Linked DNA regions of Homo sapiens: region 1 is linked to region 2. The links are chromatin loops, found by intact Hi-C in ENCODE. Cell type or tissue: heart right ventricle. All regions are shown on one strand.

The links. Peaks named below come from ENCODE experiments on the same cell type or tissue, not always from the same donor. Only the 100,000 strongest peaks of a DNase experiment are listed, where the experiment ranks them.
Region 1: a loop joins it to region 2, with 4 times the contacts of the local background. A loop is called at or near these places in 4 of 110 quality-filtered maps.

The regions. Positions count from the first base shown.
Region 1 is chr10:88,552,216-88,554,715 of GRCh38, forward strand. The region is part of intron 4 of RNLS (renalase, FAD dependent amine oxidase); the gene reads right to left. Among named protein-coding and RNA genes, the nearest start is that of RNLS, 30 kb to the right of the region's middle. In heart right ventricle, CTCF peaks have their summits at 1,149 and 1,350; a DNase peak (open chromatin) is centred at 1,156.
Region 2 is chr10:88,255,357-88,257,856 of GRCh38, forward strand. The region is part of intron 1 of LOC101929727 (a long non-coding RNA gene); the gene reads left to right. It also overlaps a transcript of RNLS not described here. Among named protein-coding and RNA genes, the nearest start is that of RNLS, 330 kb to the right of the region's middle. In heart right ventricle, no CTCF peak of the experiment used is centred here; a DNase peak (open chromatin) is centred at 975; H3K4me3 peaks cover 481 bases; H3K27ac peaks cover 2,500 bases.

The sequences.
Region 1 (2,500 bases), 300 kb after region 2:
AGAGCCAGAACTGGTAAGAAAGGCAGAAGAAATGAGCAGAGGCTGCCCTAAAGCCAACCTGTAAACAAAGCAGGGAAGCTCAGAAGCAACTAGAAGATAAGTGCAACAGACATGTCTTCCCACTGTGAGCTCCTTAAGAACTAGGCTAGGTCTCATTAAAGGATGGAAGCCCAGACTCTGGGACAATTCCAGGAACACAGTGAGTGCTGAACAGATGTATGTGTATTATAATAAATTGGAATGCAATAAGCATTTGGGCAATAAGGAATCACATTTGCTCTAAGCAAAGTGTTTGCGATAACAGCAAATGTAAAAGGTAGAAGAGTAGTAAGGATATTCATGCTTAAGGACAACAGTTACTGATTAAAATATTTTATAAATCTATTGTCTGATAATGACAATTGTGTTCACAGATTTTTCCTCAATTATATTATTATATAAAGATTTCAATCACTGAGTGCTATCATCTTAAAATGTGAAGGACTATGATGAGGATACATACACACTATACACACAGACACACATATACACACACATATATAGGGAATAGCTTAAAATGTATTCTATTGTATATGCTATATGGAAAAAATCTACATGAAAGAAAATTCTCTATGAACGTTGTAAAAATAACCCAACAGCTTAGTTTTCTTTCATTCAAATAATACCTATGACTTAAAGTCATGATAAAAATCAATTCACAATTTATTAAGTTAGATATGTGCAACTACATTTATACAAATAAAACCTCGGTAATTTGATAGCTTACTATTTTAGGGGGAATAGGGACTATTATGAAAACAAAGAGAACCTTAGTCTATCAGAATTTTCAAAAAGACAAACAAAAACATGGGTCAAACTAAAATTCTCCATAGGAACAACCTACATACAGACACATCCAGTGACTAAATTGTGTTTATGTATTTCTTAAGCAATGGATGGAGTTCATTTTGACAATTTGTTTACTAAGAATTGCACCAGAAAACTGCCTATTCATTTTCTTTCTGTTTGGCAAACAAAGCATGACACATAGCAATATAAAAGAAAAATATAATCCTGGGATGCATTTGCAATCATCACAGAGAACTGCCCTAAATTGTCTTAAGCCTGTGGCATTGGCTTTCAGAAGAACATTTAAACACTGCCACATGCTGTTCATCTGTGTGTCCTGCAGTCTGAGAGTTCCAGGTCCCCACTTGGCCTCAATAGAAGGTTGAATCACAAGTACTGTCAGGCTTATAAAGCTCTTAACTTCTCAAAACCACCAAATGGTCTTGAAAAAGAGAAGTATAACAATCTTAAGAATCTAATGGTAATCTCTCATTAAGATTTTATATAGTACACAATTGTAGTCATGACAAAGCACAGTCTCCATGAGCACACTGCTTCCTAGTAAAGGAGCAGAGACCCTACCATTAAGATTTTATATATAATGCACTAAATTTACTAATGTGTTTGAATTTTTTCTTTTATGAATTTCGTAACATTCCGTCTTTATTAATGCTAATTCTACATTGTACCACATAGAAGCCTGGTTCTTTAAATATATTAGTTCAAGTCTACCTCTATGTACGCTAAAGAAACATATACCCACCTCGTCTAAAAACTAGAAAAACATCCAGATGCCTATAATATACTTCAAGGTAGAAATCATGCTTTATTCAGTTTTGTCTTTTCTGTGACTGGTAAGAGAAGAGATCCTAAGAAAATATTTATTGAAAAAATAAATGGATACATAAATGTTTTAAGCAGAGTTCACAATTTCTAAAGAATGAACACCACATCCTGAAAGAAACTACCATTTACTTTTAGTTTCCTTTTTTTATAAAAATATATATGGAAAGATTCAAAATTAGTTGTCAGTTTTACATACTTCGCCCACAATGAGCAACATCACCAACCAAAAGAAAAAAGGCACTGAATCATTGTTGAAATCATTGTTGATTTTAATTAGTTTGATCCAAAAAAAAAAAGCTGAACTTGGGCATGTTATTCTATGTTCTTATTTGAAGTCCTTAATTTTAACATTTGTTGTATAAAACATTCCAATTGAAAACATATAAATAGTAAATGGAAAAAATCTTACATGTATGCAGCGTAAATAGCATTAACTAACTTTTTGATTCATTTATTCATTCACTCAAATATTTAAAGTATGTAATGTGCTTAGAGAAGATCAAGTCGTGGAGGGGAAAAATATTGACTGATTGCAGTTTAAACTTATGATCACTAATTTGAATTGAGTCTTAGTGCTGCCTAGCTATCCTACTATATTCTACTCAATTCACCCCCACTACATGACCACAGAACACTTCCCCTCTCTCTACAAATCTTCAACGTCTTCAGCCCCTCTTCAATCTCAGCTGATGATCTTGCTTCTTGTTTCTCTGGGAAAACAAATCAAGCAGAAGAGGACTTCCACAGGCCCTCACCTCCAAAAGTATCATCTATCTGTGTTGATGTGCTCTGCCCTCCTTTGTGTATTATTTTGGGAGAACTGTCT
Region 2 (2,500 bases):
ATACAGGACAAATCAAACAGCATGTCTGCCTCCTTAGAGATCACAGAGGCATTTGAAGACATTCCCTAATAACACCACACATTAACATCAGAGTAGAGGCACACACAGGCTGCCTTGGGAGCAAGGGAGGAGGAGTAGGGGTAGAGGGGTGATATGGGGTGTGTAAACTAACTCTATCTGTGGAAAAGGCTTAATGAACAACTAGACGTTGGAGGCTGTGAGCATTTGTACTAACCCAATCAACCTAAGTAAAGCAAATGCACAAGTTTTCGTCTGCTGTGATATTACGATAAATCATTTATCAGGAACAAAGGCTGAATTGCAGGGCTATGTCTCTCCATGTCTGTCTTCAAGGGCACCATGATTTTGGGAATTGATAGAATTGGTTACAAACCTTCATGTGTACTAAGAATTCCTAGCCAATCATCCAGGGATTTGCTTCAGCAGAGAGTTTTTGCGTGGAAGGACTGGTCTCACAGTTTCCCCCTAGGGCAGCACATCTCTTCAGAAATGCCAACCCAGTGGAGGGAAAGCAGCCCTGTGAGGATTCTCACATGCCCCTGGACATCTTCAAAGGTGGCAAACAGGAATCAAGAATTACGCAGAACTCATCTTCCTCTAGGATGGGTACACTGGAGCACAGTTGTAGCTGGAGTAGAAAGGCAGCTCAGGGAGGAGAATAAGTTTCAGGGAATTCAGACAAAACCAGCCCGTGGGGAATATTTTTAAATTCCAGGCAAATGATTGGATAGGAATACAATAAGCGTTCCTAGTGTAAAGGCTTTCCCTTCTCGATATTGATCTTGTGGCAACTCAGAAAGCTATTTGCAAGGAAATGGTCACTCTTTCCCTTTACATAACATTCATAAATGTGCAGCCAAATTCAATGTGTCATAGATGAAATTACCAACCCGCGTACCACCCGCCTGTCTCATGTGAGCTCGGTTTACGGTTCCAGTGTTCTCCAGCGAGCATCACAAATCCACATAATGTTCCGAGTGCTAAATTTGGAGCTCTGATGTAGCTGACAGATGTTTAAAATCACATTTAGTCGGACAACTCCCTGAGGAGGACACAGCTGCAGATGTGAAAGAGAGCAAGTTATTCCAGTTAAGGTCGGCGGGAACTCGGCCTGAAAACCTTCCGTCTCCATCCGCCTTCTTCAGACAGGAGGATATGGGCGAAGGAACTTTTTCATGCGGGGTCCGCCCACCTTCGGCCAAACCCTCCCTCACAAACCTCCATTTGAATTGTTGCCAAGATAAACATGGAGGCTGTATCTTGGGCAGAGTGTAGGGTGCTACACTTAGCCTTAATTGAGTACGAAAGAGGCTGCTTGCTTTTTAAAAACAGGCACAAAGCCACATTTTGGAGCCTGCTTTGCCCCTCTGGTGGCATCTTAGTCCCGAAAATGAATATGATTCTGGAATTTTGCTCTTCATGATCAGTTATTCAAACGTCAACCATTCTGGATGGGTTGAAGGGCCATTCACCCTCCCTCACTCCTCTGACATCTCGAATAGTTCCTCCTTCGTTTTTTAAAAACAACAAAATTAAAATTATCCTAAAATCTTTGCAAGATCACATATTTTAGGCTTGTTTCAAGACTCAGACTAAAATGGATTTGTTTAAAAAAATGGTCTGTGTATTTGATGTGGGAGACTAGTGACCTTTGGTGTGTTGTGCCAAAAAAAAAAAAATGTTTGATGTCTAAAATTTCCCTACTGAGCTTGTATTGTTTCTGGTCTCTTTCTGTGATTTTTCCATCCTCCATCATTCCCCACGTTCAAAATCAGTTCTTTATTTACTCAACGGAGGTTTTGACATAGTTATGAGCTCATCCTGATGGCAGCCTCAAATCAATGCAAATCACATTACGATGTCAAAATTGATGTGATGTGAGTGTAAGTTAAATGATTGTAAAACAATTTTAGGACAGAGACCAAGAGAGACTCTTACCATGTCAGGAGAATGGTAGGAAGGGATTAATGGGAGAACTCTGCCAGATTCATATCAGGACAATATAGCGTGCACACTATATTGGCTTTACTCCCAATTTAAAGTTCTTATAAAGGCATCCTTAGAGACCACAAAATACCCTCAGAGGAGGTTGATGGGCAGCTGGCTAGGGTGATAGAGTGGGTTTGGCTCACAATGTTTTAGGCACTGAGATGAGCAGATAGTATGTTAAGTGAATGACAACTGGGAACAAACCAAACTCAGTCAGTGCCGATGAATCCCTAGAGCCTAGTTTCTAAATGGTCAGGCTGGGAGACCTATAGCTAGGAAAGGAGATTCAGTAATGGGGTAAACAGGGGAAGAGAAATAGACTCTAGGGCCAGTGAGAAAATCTCAGGTGGATTCCTGTGCTAAAAGTAAAAAATCACACTTCCTAACTCCTTGGACTTCAGGACTCAGTCTACGATATTATCTTCAATTCATGGACTTTCACAGTCTGGAGTGGAACATTATACACCAATCCATGACTATAAATGACTTT